Linked DNA regions of Homo sapiens: region 1 is linked to region 2. The links are chromatin contacts, found by Hi-C or POLR2A ChIA-PET in ENCODE. All regions are on one chromosome and are shown on one strand. The core of a region is the stretch at or near the end of the contact, and the rest is flanking DNA. Distances in the headings are between cores, read along the strand shown. Region 1 overlaps USP20 (ubiquitin specific peptidase 20). Region 2 has its middle 24 kb from the start of TOR1B.

The links. A loop is a pair of places that touch in the nucleus more often than their neighbours do. ChIA-PET counts read pairs that join two places held with the same protein, here RNA polymerase II (POLR2A). Pooled maps may share reads with other maps.
Region 1: a pooled map shows a loop between it and region 2 (2.6-fold over the local background). The contact joins two enhancer-like sites. A Hi-C loop is called at or near these places in 1 of 50 pooled maps. POLR2A ChIA-PET finds 5 or more read pairs at or near these places in 3 of 52 experiments (H1, WTC11 and activated B cell).

What each region holds. Positions count from the first base shown.
Region 1 is chr9:129,880,260-129,886,862 of GRCh38, forward strand. It overlaps USP20 (ubiquitin specific peptidase 20), which reads left to right. Exons shown (of 26, transcript NM_001110303.4): 25 at 1-30; 26 at 208-1,569. The coding sequence ends at 14. Among named protein-coding and RNA genes, the nearest start is that of MIR6855, 14 kb to the left of the region's middle. RefSeq lists enhancers at 4,151-4,445, 4,437-4,746, 4,545-5,226, 5,277-5,326 and a silencer at 5,517-5,766. Within about 2 kb of position 4,937, at least 36 of the 41 ENCODE cell types and tissues checked have a DNase peak (open chromatin) inside an H3K27ac peak, as active enhancers do.
Region 2 is chr9:129,775,207-129,782,284 of GRCh38, forward strand. No RefSeq gene overlaps it. Among named protein-coding and RNA genes, the nearest start is that of TOR1B, 24 kb to the right of the region's middle. RefSeq lists enhancers at 1-426, 1,818-2,333, 1,964-2,258, 6,488-6,988. Within about 2 kb of position 2,070, at least 18 of the 41 ENCODE cell types and tissues checked have a DNase peak (open chromatin) inside an H3K27ac peak, as active enhancers do.

The DNA.
Region 1 (6,603 bases), core at 3,687-6,186, 110 kb after region 2:
CGCGGGCCGTGTGATCTGCTGGGCTAGTCTGTAAGTCGCCCCGGCTGGTCCCTCCATGGCACTCTGGGTCCTCTCCTCACTCTCCAGAGACCCTCACATGTCCTTTTGAACATCCAAAGAGCAGGTCCCTGAAAGCACCTTCCTGGAGGATGTGGGAGGGCCCTGGACATGGCCCGGCCCCACTGCTGAGTGCCCGTGTCCCCACAGCCCCATGTGCCCCACCCCGCGGAAGGCGTGTTTGTGCCCAGAAGAGAGGCCGGGCTGCTGCAGAACCCCGCCGTGTAAAGAGGCAGAAAAGTTGGTTTGGTTTGCAGTAACGCTGCAACTAGAAAATATATGCACTTCAGGCTTGTTGAAACGACCAAGACTCTGTGACGTTAATTTGGGTCTTTGTCCTGGCAGTGCCTCTGCCAGTCACTGTCATCGTTGTGTCCCCCACAACTGTCCTCTTGCTAGCTCGGCCCAGCTTTGTCCCTGGAGCCCGATGCTACCCCTGTCAGACAGAGGCTGCGGCCTGGGCCAGAGTCAGGGAGTAGCTGCTGCTTCACGGCGTCTCCACTGTGCGATTGGCCCGGAGCCCCGAAGACTCGGAGGGAGCTGCTCAGGGCCGGTGAGCGCAGCCAGAAGCCCTGGCCAGTGAGGAGCTCACAGGTCCTCCCTGGTGGTCCCGCCGCACCTCTGCATCTCCTGGGCGTCACCAGGAAGGCTCTGAAGTCCCGGGCTGCTCTCAGCACTTCTCCTGCAGACTGAAGACTCTGGACTCATTGCTGATTGGAACACCAGGAGGAGGTTGGATTTCTGCCAGTGGGGGATGTTTCTGGAGGCAGCTGGTCCCCCACACCGCGTCCTGCTGAGCCTGCCCCCTGGATTGGCTGTAATTTGCCTCGAAGTTCAGCAGTTCATCTTCATGGGAAATTTGCTGAGCCCCCACCAGGGAACCGGATGATGAAACAGGGATACCTCACAGCTTGGCCATTTGAGGCAAAGGCAGCTTCCCGAGCTGATGCTAAAGAAGACAGACTTTCCCTTCCTCCCAGCAGCAGCAGTGCAGAGCCCACCTGGAGGGATGTGGGGGCTGTGCAGGGTGCAGCGCTCAGGTGGATCCTGGGAAGCAGCCTCTGGATGCTGAGTGGAGGGAGCCACTGAGCACAGCAAGGCACCAAAGCCCCTGGAGAAACCGCCAGGGCGAGGTGCGACCATCATCAGGATCAAAGCAGACGGGGCGTGGGTGGGGAAGGGGCTCTGGGACCAGACCCCCCACACTACTGCGTCTTTGTTTCTATCAGTCTTTGTAGAAGCAGGTGGTGGTGGAAATTCCAGCAGGTGGGTCCCGCAGAGGCCCTGAGGCCTCACTTTTCGGATCTTCTGTCCCAGATCCTGCTCCCTCCCTGCTGAGCCTGGGGTTCCCCTGGCATTGGCCCCAGCCTTCTGAAAGCCGGCGCTGCAGCCAGAGGCCGCACGCTGCACTGTCGCGACGCAGAGAGGCTTCTGTGCAGGCTGGGATCGGGCCCCATGTCTGTGCTGTCTAGTTTGTGTTCAAAATGTCAGAATAAACACAGAATAAATGTTCCCACGGCCACACAGTCGTCTCTCCTTCACTGCAGTTCTGTTACTGGAGGGAAGGTGAGGCTCTCCGCCACGCGGACAGCCCGCCAAGCCCTGGGGCTCACATTGCACATCACCAGGCCCAGGAGGGGGCTTTCCATGTGGCTTTCTGAAACCAGAGACCACCTGGAGGCTGTGGAGGTGAGCAGAAGAGGGGACCCAGCTGCTATAAAGGCCTATTGGCATCTCCTTTCCTGGAATCAGCCCCAGCCTCAGAGAAGTAGGGCCAGATGTGGCCAGTGATTGAGGCCAGCACATCCCACAGGCTAGTCTCCCTCCAGCCACCCAGACAGGCGGCTCCAGAGTGGCCGTGAGCAGGGGGTTACCTCCCCTTTGCACACTGGCCCTGGGCGTTCAGCAATACTGGTGTTCAGTAGTCTGAGTTTTTTGTTGGGTCTCATTTTGGGGGAGAGAAGAACTTGAGATTTTTATATATAACTTATCAACATTTATTTGTGAAATCCCATTGTTGCAGGAAAAAGGGGTTCCGATCCAGACCCCTAGAGAAGGTTCTTGGATCTCATGCAGGAAGAAACTCAAGGTGAGTCGCAGAGTTCACTGAGAAGAGTTTACTGAAAGCTGCTCAGGTACAGAGTAGAGCGTCCTCAGAAAGCAAGTGGAGGGATGCCCGTCGCTGTTTTCAACTCCTCTTATGTAGGGGTCTTAGCTATAGAAAAGCTACGCTGTGTCTGTCAGGTGGGCTGACAGCCTGACACAGTGGATTGCTCTGTTGATTTAAAGAAAGCCATCCTTGGCATCTTAGTGCATAAGCACATCGAAGCCTCACTGTGGTCATCTTCAAGCATACACTGTTGTGTGGCATCTGAACCTTCTCCATCGTAGGAGTTTGTCCTCGCAGGCGTTACGTAGCTGCTTCCTCAGACGTAAACATCTTAGGTTGTGACTGGCCTGGACTGTGCCTAATTTTTTGTTTTTTGAGATGGAGTCTCGCTATGTTGCTCAGGCTGGGGTGCAGTGGCACGATCTCGGCTCACAGCAACCTCTGCCTCCCAGGTTCAAGCGATTCTCCTGCCTCAGCCTCCCAAGTAGCTGGGATTACAAGCATGTGTCACCACATCTGGATAAGTTTTGTATTTTTAGGAGAGACAAGGTTTCACCATGTTAGCCAGGCTGGTCTCGAACTCCTGACCTCAAGCGATCTGCCTACCTCGGCCTCTCAAAGTGCTGGGATTACAGGTGTGAGCCACCGGGCCCAGCCTCCCTTGCTAGTTTTAGGTGGAGCCGAACTCAAAATGATGTCACCCTGGCTCCCCTAGGCTTCTGCTTCCCTGCCGCTATCAGATACGAGCGTACAGAAACATTTCAGCGTATGCAAGGATAACACGGTGACAAGGAACCAAGATGACACATTGCCAGTTCCATGGAAAGCCTGGGGCCCCTCCGGAGTCGGCCACCTTGCCTGACCCCAGAGGTGGCTCTTTGCATGTGGTTCCCTCATCCCGCCTTTTTTTTTTTTTTTTTTCCTGAAAAAAGCTTCATTTTATTATTATTTTTTGAGACAGAGTCTCACTCTGTTGCCCAGGCTGGAGTGCAGTGGTATAATCTCAACTCACTGCAACCTCTGCCTCCTGGGGTTCAAGCAATTCTCCTGCCTCAGCCTCTGGAGTAGCTGGGTCTACAGGCATGTGCCACGACGCCTGGCTAATTTTATTTTTTATTTTATTTATTTTTAGTAGAGACGGGGTTTCACGGTGTTAGCTAGGATGGTCTCGATCTCATGACCTTGTGATCTGCCTGCCTCAGCCTCCCAAAGTGCTGGGATTACAGGCATGAGCCACCACACCCGGCCAAAACATCATTTTAAAATTGAGCTTTCTGACTGTGCTCCTGCCCTTAACACCTTCCCAGCAACTTTCTGCTCCTTGATGAGGAAGGCACACTTGATCCTGTCGGGAACACGTTCACACAGAAGCACCAGATGCACTGCTGATGGGTTTTTTGTTTGTAGACAGGGTCTCACTGTGTTGCCCAGGCTGGCCTCGAACTCCTAGGCTCAAGTGATCCTTCTGCCTCAGCCTCCCAAAGTGCTGGGATTACAGGCGTGAGCCACCACGCCTGGCCGCTTGCTGACATGTTTTTGCTTTGGGGCAGTCTCATAGGAGCTTTAGGTCTCACAGCACAAACCCCTCGGAGTCAGCCCAGGCCCATGCCATGTGCAGACTTTGGCAGTTTCCCAATCTTGGTATAAAGGTAAACGATTCTCTTCCCAGGGGTTCGGGCCGGCCTAGTGCTGTTAGAGGCTGTATTCTAGGAAAGCCTATGACGGTTTGGGAAACTGGGCCATGCTGAGTGCCTGTAGACAGCGTTCCCGGAAGAGGAAAAAGCAACCTTTGTCTTTATGTGGGAATCTCTAAGCAATATTTTTGGCTTTGTTTACATTTGAAGGTTAGATATGTGTCAATCCACGTGATTGACATTGAACATGGAAAATGAGAATGAAAGTTTTGTCTGGAAGATTTATTTAGGAGGTTTGGAGACAGTTCTTGCACTACAGAAAGGTGGGCTGGAAATAGGTACCAATTTGCCTTAAAACGTTTCTTTTAAAATACCTGGCTTTTAAGGAGTTCAGACTGAGATGCCAAGATCTGAAGTCTGTGCTTGATTACTGAGCAGGGACAGGAAGTGCTCGGTGACTGGGGAGGCGGGGCTCAGGCCTCGCTCCCCACGGTGCCCCACGGTGGCTCCTCCTCCGCGCTAAGCCAGGGCGTGGCTTCAGCAGCGCTTCTTAGAGGAGCCGGAAAGGCGCCCCTGCACCGTGGGGGAGGCTGCAGGAGACCTGCCGCCTGCCTGTGGTTCTGTCGGCCATGGCGCTGCTCACAAACCTGCATCCGAATACATTTGCAAGGCGCAGCCACCCAAAAAGTGTAGTTCCTACCTTTGTTCTGTTTTAAATTCAGTGCAAACATAAATTATCCTGAGGGTCTTAATGCTACCTAATTTTGAGCCCCAGAGAGCCTTGGGGGAAGTGAGCAGAGGTTTCGGAATCACAGCCCCCTCTGGCTCGTCCCTTCTGCAACTTCACCTACACAGAGAGACACCTGCTACCTGGACGGAGCAAGGGTGAGCTGGGCGCAGAAGAAACACACGCCTTTGGGGAAAGCTAGGAGCAGTAGACAGCCTAGGCAATGTATGTTCTGGAAGGGTGTCCCAGGGTTTCTCAGGGTGCAGCCTCCATTCCTTCCTTCGATTTGACCCGGGACCAGCCTAGATGAGGGGGCCTGTGGAGAGCTGGAACTGGAAACAGGTTCTCAAGGGCAGGGCTCGGCACAGCGTGGCAGCCAGGGGCTGTGCGGACTGAAGGGATGCGGCCCTGTCCTAGGCTGAGACGTCCGTCCAGCAGGTGCCGCAGGGAGGAAGGGAGCCTTCCCCATCCCCGACGGGGACAGTGGGTCCGTGTTTCCTCCCACAGCTTTCGGCCCCTTAGCTCTGAGGACAAGGATAGGGTCCTTCCTCTGCTTCTTCTGTACCTTTTGTGGTCCGGAGATGTCCCCGGCGGAGGTCACTATACCATCTGGAGGTCTAACGGGAGGCAGGAGTGCTCAAGTCAAGGCCGAATGGGCACTCAGTGGGACCCTGGAGAAGCAGCTGACACACCAAGGGGCTGCCACGTGCCTGCTGGCAGCCTTCACACGCTCATCCCGGGTCTCAGAGGGCGCTGGCAACACAGATCCCTGCCTCCCCTATCGGGAAAGCGTTTTAGGACCAGGGAAAAGGAGGCCTCCCCCAGGCGAGTGCGCAGAGCCAGGGAACCCGTCTGGATGGTGGCTCTTTCCCACCATCCTTCTCTGGCAGCAGCAGTTCAAAGTGGAGCTTCCAGGCTGTCCCATACATTTCACGATTTCTGAGTCTTTCGCTTCAATTTAAAAAAAGCTGGGGGCACGACCGAATCCTGCCTCTGTCCACCGCCATCTCGTTCCTCATCGCAGGGGGCCCTTCTTGCTCCCTCCACTGCTGCGCTCTGCCGTCTGCTCCCGCCAGGGGTCCCCACCACCTCTGCGGACGGAGGAGCCGCCTCCCAGGCCCGGGCGTGCCCAGGGCGGGTGGAGGGCGTGGGGCGGGCCGGTATTTCCTGACCCGCTGGAGGAGCCGGCCCCACAGGCTTGTGGCCTCCCCGGAGCCGGTGAGTCAGGAACTTCCTACTTCAAGAGGCTTCCCCAGTGCAGCAGAAAACAAACTAGTCGCCCCCAATGCTCCCGACCTCTGTGATGTCCACACCCGCGGAAATGGGGGCCCCAAACCAGCAGGCTCTGTTCTAGGCTTCTCAGCGCTGGTGCGGCTCTTGGAGAAGGCTCGGCAGGGGCGGGTGGGGCATGGGGGGGTTCACAGGTGGAGACAGCCCGTCTCCGCCCCACAGACGGCTGGGCGCAGTCCCGAAATATTCTTCCCAAGTGGACTTTTTTGCTGACAACCTAGAGGAGAGGGTTTCGGGTAGGATAACAGTAGATCCACCTTGTTCCCTTGTGCCACACTGTGTCACACTGGGAACCAGCAATTCTCAATGGTGCCTTGAAGCCAACTGCACGCACTTGTGGTTAGAGGTTACCAATGGCCCCATATTGGTGCCCTCACCTCCTGCCCTCCGCAAGTGAGGATGCTTGGCATCAGCAGAGCTGCCAGGTCTGCACTTGGTGTAGCTGCGAATATGTCATTTCCTGGACAACTGTTTTCCTAAAACAGTGCTAAAAAAAAAAAAAAAAAAACCCTTGGGACACAGAGAAGTGTGGGCACAAACCAATCCTATCTTCCCCCAAAAGGCCAGGGTGAAATTTTCAAAGCTGGCTGTGGAAACGGGGCCTCCCACTGCACATGTCCAGCCAGTGCCAGGCACAAGGCTGCTGCCCTTTCGAGTTGTCCACGTGAAACAGCTCCGCACTGCCTGCAGCTTCACAGAAACTAGTGATTCCAGCCACGCCACCAGGAGTACCGGCTTGAGCACTGGTGATACCAGATAAATAATGAAACTCAGGTGTGCCCTCA
Region 2 (7,078 bases), core at 820-3,319:
CCCCTTTATCCCGGGGTCCTCAGTGCACGTCTGGCCCAGCAACGGCAATGAAACCAACAAACTGCCACACACTAGAGCTGGGTCCTGCGGCTCTGCCACCTGCTCTGTCAAACGCTGGGGTCCCCAGAAGCCACGGCCCCTGCCAAAGGTCATTTTGGGTCTCATTTGTCATCTGGGTACTTAGGGTAAAACGATATTTTCTGTGCAAGCCCCTCATTGCTTCCCTGTCTCTCCCATCCCCTAACTCCACCACCATGAAGGCCTCCCTGCTCTCACCCACTCCAAGAGCTGGATTTTCCCTGGCACAGAGAGCATAGCACCGACCCAGACAAGCCCTTTGCCACATGCGTCCTGCCAGGCATGATTCTGGCCACAAGGATGCATCAACTGCCACTGGAGCTGTGGGTGTGTTGTCACTGTGAAGCACATTGCAGCAGCAGCTGAGAGGAGAGACCAACCAGCACCCTGGGGAGGGGGCTGCATGCAGAGGTTGGGAAGTCACACTTTGGCTTCAAGCCAAGCAGAAGATCTGGCCCAAGAAAACAGGCTCATACCTCCTGGACAGGGTGGCCAAGAGACAGAGCTTCAGCTCAGGCTGGGACGCCAGTTGGGCAATAAAATTAATGACAATAATTATTATTATATAACAATGTTGATGACATTACTGGCCAACTTTACCTGCCAGACACTATGCTTGGTGCTTTATGTAGATCAGTTCATTGCCCTCATGTAGCAATCCTAGGAGGTGGGTCTATTATTATCTCTATTTTATTTTATTTTATTTTATATTTTTTAGAGGCAGAGTCTTGCTCTGTCACCCAGGCTGGAGTGCAATGGTGTGATCTTGGCTCACTGCAACCTCTGGCTCCCAGTCTCAAGCAATTCTCCTGCCTCAGCCTCCCGAGTAGCTGGGACTTCAGGTGCGTGCCACCACACCTGGCTAATTTTTTTTGTATTTTTTAGTAGAGACAGGGTTTCACCATGTTTGCCAGGCTGGTTTTGAACTCCTGACCTCAGGTGATCCACCTGCCTTGGCCTCCCAAAGTGCTGGGATTACAGGCATGAGCTACCTCGCCCGGCCTAATATCCCCATTTTAGAGATGAGAAAATTGAGGTTCAGAGGAGTGACATGACTTAACCAATGTCTGTGCTAAACTACAGTAAGATAGATAGATAGATAGATAGATAGATAGATAGATAGATAGATAGATAGATAGATAGATACCTATGTCTAACTACCTACCTACCTACCTATTGACCTATCTACCTACCTACCAACCTGCCTATCTCTCTATCTATGTGATATATATGAAAAAGACTCTTCAGAGAACTGACTCTGCTGATGCCCAGAATAGGGTGCGGGAGACTCATCAAGCTGATCTCCCATGCTGGGCCCAGCTGGATGTTCTGACTTTACCCAGAGTATCCAGATTTCAATTAACTATCTCGGAACCACAGTAAAGGAGCGTGTGCGCTATAGTTGATTGCTCAGCCCGAGCACAGGGCTGGGTAATCTTACTCCCAGAGGGTTCTGAGGTTGGAGCCTGGAATGGACCAGCTCTCTCCCTTGCCATTCAGCCCCACCCCCACCCCTGGAGCCAGGGACTCAAGCAGCCCAGCTTGACAGTCCTGGGAGGCCTGACCCCCGGCTGGGATCTCGTCATCAGCAATGCACCCAGGCTCTGGGGACAGCATGGTCTAGGGCCTCTGAATTGGCCATTATCCTAGCGGGAAGAAATGCTTCTCCCTCCAGGCTGAAAGCTGTCTTTGCTCCCAGTGATCACTTGCTCCCCAGCTCTGCACAGATTGACCCGCACACCTAGGCAGGCAAACACAGCAGTCCTAAGACCAAGAGCCAGGGTGAGGCCCTGGCAGAACAGCCATTGGAATGGGATGCCGGAGTGTCCCCAGATGGCGCCCGGGGGTGGGGTGGACCTCTTGCCACAGCAGAGTCTCCAACTGGAGCCTGGGGTTCACCCAAGACAGCCGTGGCCCTCCCTCTCACCACTTACCCCGTCCCCAGGCGCCTCTGCCTGAGCTCATCAGGCAATGACCGCAGTGACGTCACCCGGGAGGCCACGGCCAGCTTGAAATCCAGGGAGCTCCAGGATCCTGCCTGCTCCTCCCTCTCTCTCTAGCATGACTCAGGCAGGGACTGGCCCTGGGCTGCGGAAAGGCTCTCCACTTTTACACAATTGCTTTCCTCACTCAAACCACAGGCCCTGTGGGGGCCCCCTCCTCTGTCTCTCAACCCTCTGCGGTTAGGGTTCAGATGCTGGGCAGATGAAGACCCTGTTTGCTGCGAGAAGCCAAGACCAAGCCTCAGGAAATTGCCACAGTGAAGGGAAGCTTCCTCCGGAGACACCCTCTGCCTTGCACTACTGGGTCCCGTCAGAGCTTCTTCATCCTCCCTCCTCCCTCCTCCTCTTCCCATCTCCTCCTCCCCTTTCCTCTTCTCTAACCAAGAAAGTGACTTGATAACTAAATTCAACTTGTTAGTGACAGGACCTATGATTTTTCCAAAGGGTTGCTATATTTCTGAAAAACAAAGTCTGGTAGTAGAACATGTGTTCATTCATTCATTCATTCACGGAGGCGTGGAAGAGCAGTTAAAATCACGGTCAGACACCCTGTGGGTGTGTCCCAGCTCCTCTGCCATTCGCCACCTTTGCAACCATGGCCCAGTGACTTCCAGTCACTCCCCCATCCCCTCATGTGGGCTATGTTCTGGCTTGTTAAGATGAGGCTTGCTGGGGGCTCCCGGCAGTTAGGACCCGCCCAGGGCAAGGTGATGATTAGGAGAAAGGCTGAGGCTGGGCGAGGTGGCTCACGCCTGTAATCCCAGCACTTTCGGAGGCCTAGGCGGGAGGATCACATGAGGTCAGAGGTTCGAGACCAGCTTGGCCAACATGGTGAAACCCCATCTGTACTAAAAATACAAAAAATTAGCTGGGCGTGGTGGCCGGCACCTGCAATCCCAGCTACTCGGGAGGCTGAGGCAGGAGAATCGCTTGAACCTGGGAGGCGGAGGTTGCAGTGAGCTGAGATCGTGCCACTGCCCTCCAGCCTGGGTGACAGAGCAAGAATCTGTCTCAAAAAAAAAAAAAAGAAAAGAAAAGAAAAAAGAAAGAGGATGTCTCCAAAGGAGATGGGAGGGTTCTAGAAACCCAAATAGTAGAGTAGTAGAGACAGGCCCCAGGGGTGGAGAGGCCCAGGAAGGCAGATTTCTCCTTAATCACAAGGAAAGAAAGAACATTTTCTAGCAACAGAGAGGCTCTGGGGACATGGGATGCACAGCCTCAGGCCCACCTATCACTGAACATGTTCCAGCGTCCTGCAGAGGAGGGAGGCAGGCCTTGGAAAGTTCAGATTCCCCAAAGAGGAATGCATGGAAGCTTCTTTCCCTGCTGTCTACCTTAGTCAGCTCAGGCTGCCATAATAAAATGCCATTGCCAGGTGTGATGACTCACACCTGTAATCTCAGCACTTTGGAAGCCTGAGGCAGAAGGATCACTTGAACCCAGGAGTTCAGGACCAGCCTGGACAACATAGCAAGACCCCATCTCTAAAAAAAAAAAAAAAATAGCTAAGCGTGGTGGCATGCACCTGTAGTCCCAGCCACTTGGGATGCTGAAGCAGGAGGATGCCCTGAGCCCAGCCGTTTGAGGCTGCAGGGAGCCATGATGGTACCACTGCACTCCAGCCCAGGTGACAAAACAAGACCTTGGCTCTAAAATAAATAAATAAATAAATAAAATGCCACAGATTGGGTGCTTAAACAACAGGAATTTATTTCTTATGTTTGTGGAGACTGGGAAGTCCAAGATCCAGGTGCCTTCTCACTGTGTCCTTACATGGTGAGAGAGAGTAGAAGGAAGTTCCCTGGTGTCTCTTTTTATAAGGGTACTGATCCAATCTTGAGGGCCCCACCCTCATGACCTTATCAAACCCTAATCACCTCCGAAAGGCCCCAATCTCCAACGCCATCACATTGGGGATTTGGAGTTTGACGCACAAATTCTAGGGGGACACAATTCGGTCCTTAGCAAAAGGCCCCAATGGGTGTCTGCCCTGCCTCTCAGAACTGCACCCCACACCAGCAAAAGGGGGTGGCAACCTCCATGCTAGATTCCAATAGTATGTATGTATACATGTATGTATGTATGTATGTATGTATGTATGTATGTATGTATGTATTTATTTATTGAGATGGAGTTTTGCTCTTGTCGCCCGGCTGGAGTGCAGTGGTGCGATCTCAGCTCACTGCAACCTCCACCTCCTGGGTTCAAGCAGTTCGCCTGCTTCAGCCTCCCAAGTAGCTGGGATTACAGGCGCCTGCCACCAGGCGCCAGGGAAAAGACAAAGAAAGAAAAAGAAAGAAGAAAGAAAGAAAAAAGAGAGAGAGAGGGAGAGAGGAAGGAAAGAAGGAAGGAAGAAAGAAAGGAAGGAAGGAAAGAAGGGAAGGAGAGAGGGAAGGAAAAGAGACAGACAGAAAGAAAGAAAGAAAGAAAGAAAGAAAGGAAAAAGAGAGAGAAGGAGGGAGGGAGGGAAGGAAAAGACAGAGAAAGAAGAAAGAAAGAAAGAGGGAGAGAGGAAGGAAAGAAGGGAAGGAGGAGGGAGGGAAGGAGGGAGGGAGGGAAGGAAAAGACAGAAAGAAAGAGAAAGAAAGAAGAAAGAAAGAGGAAAGAAAGAAAGAAAAGAGAAAGAAAGAAAGAGAAAGAAAGGAAGGAAGAAAGAAAGAAAGGAAAGAAGGAAGGCAGGGGAGGGAGGAAGGAGGAAGGAAGGATTGATTGATTTTAAAAATGATTATTTAGGATCAGGCGCGGTGGCCTGTAATCCCAGCACTTTGGGATGCTGAGGCGGGCGGATCACCTGAGGTCAGGAATTCGAGACCAGCCTGGACAATATGGCGAAATCCCATCTCTACTAAAAACACAAAAATTGGCTGAGCGTGGTGGCCCATGCCTGTAATCCCAGCTGCTCAGGAGGCTGAGGAGTGAGAATCTCGAACCCAGGAGGCAGAAGTTGCAGTGAGCTGAGATTGCACCATTGCACTCCAGCCTGGAGGACACCACCTCTCTCCATAAAATGTGGGCAGTGGCACCTAGCAGAACGTTCTGAGGATTAAATGAGATTCAGGGTGCACTGCACTTTCCCCAGGCGCCTGGCCTGTGCAAGTTTTCACATGGGCTAGCAATGTTCATTAACCTGGATTCAATTCAGTCTGGGTTCTGGCTTCCCAAGACAACGAAATGCAAGGTTTAATCCTTGATTAGATCTTGAATTTAAAAAACAAAACAGGTTGGGCGTGGTGGCTCACGCCTGTAATCCCAGCACTTTGGGAGGCCTAGGCACGTGGATTACCTGAAGTCAGGAGTTGGAGACCAGCCTGGCCAACATGGCGAAACCCTGTCTCTACTAAAAATACAAAAATTAGCTAGGCATGGTGGCAGGTGCCTGTAATCCCAGCTACTCGAGAGGCTGAGGCAGGAGAATTGTTTGAACCTGGGAGGCGGAGGTTGCAGTGAGCTGAGATTGCGCCACTGCACTCCAGTCTGGGTGACAGAATGAGATCCCATCTCGAAAAAGAAATGAAAAGCAAAGCAAGACGGTATGGGTATTGTGGTTTTGGAAGAGCTCTCCTTAATCTTAGGAGATACATGATGAAGGGTGTAGGGGTGACATTTAAAAATGTCTGCAAAGTGCTTTGAAATAGGTCAGTTAAAAAAAACAAAAAAGAGAGGCCAGGTGTGGTGTGGCTCACACCTGTAATACGAGCACTTTGGGAGGCCAAGGTGGGAGGATCACTTGAGCCCAAGAGTTTAAGACCAGCCTGGTCAACATAATGAGACCAAACTCTAGAAAAAATGCAAAAATTAGTTGGGTGTGGTGTTGCATGCCTGTAGTCTCAGCTACTTGGGAGGCTGAGGTGGGAGGAACGCTTGAGCCTAGGAGGTTGAGGCTGCAGTGTACAAAGATTCCGCCACTGTACCCCAGCCTAGACAACAGAGCAGGACGCTGTCTCAGAAAGAGAGATCATATTGGGATGATGAAAATATTTTAAAACTGACTTATGTTGGTGGTTACACCATAGTAGGTTGGTAAATTGACTATGATGATGTGGTAAAATCCCTAAATTGCACACTTAAAAGGGTAAATTATGATATGGAAAATATGCCTCAATAATGCTACTTGAGACATTCACTGGATTAGACCAAATTGACCGATTTATTTATTTATTTAAGACGGAGTCTCTGTCACTCAGGCTGGAGTGCAACGGTGTGATCTCAGCTCGCTGCAACCTTCGCCTTCTGGGTTCAAGAGATTCTCCTGCCTCAGCCTCTCGAGTAGCTGGATTACAGGCTCATGCTACTATGACCACTTAATTTTTGTATTTTTAGTAGAGATGGGGTTTCATCGTGTTGGCCAGGCTGGTCCTGAACTCCTGACCTCAAGTGATCTGCCCACCTTGGCCTCTCAAAGTGCTGGGATTATAGGTGTAAGCAACCATGCCCCGCCTATTCTTTTTTCTTTTTTTCTTTTTTCTTTTTCTTTTTTTTTTTTTTTTTTGAGACAAAGTCTCACTCTGTCACCCAGGTTGTAGAGCAGTGGCATGATCTCAGCTCACTGCAGCCTTGGTCTCCCAGGCTCAAGTAATCCTCCCATCTCAGCCTCCTGAGTAGCCTGGGACTACATCCTGAGTAGCTGGGACTACGGACACACCACCATGCCCAGCTACTTTTTAAATTTTTCATAGAGACAGGGTCTCACTATGTTGTCCTGGGTAGTCTCAAACTCCTGGACTCAAGTGATACTCCCACCTCGGCCTCCCAAAGTGCTGGGATTACAAGAATGAGCCACCACGCCCAGCCCTGATTTTTTTGTTGTTGTTCATTCCAAACAATTTTAAGTTTATCCCTGTGCTGGCCCTGGGATATGAGCGAGATAACCACCACCCCTTCCCAGAGGAATGCACAGCCCAGTCTAGGCAGAGCAAATACATGGTGAGGATTCTAGGGCCAAGAAGAGGGCAGGGATAAGATCACATGAGCTTAAGTTATGGGGCCCTGCGTGCCTG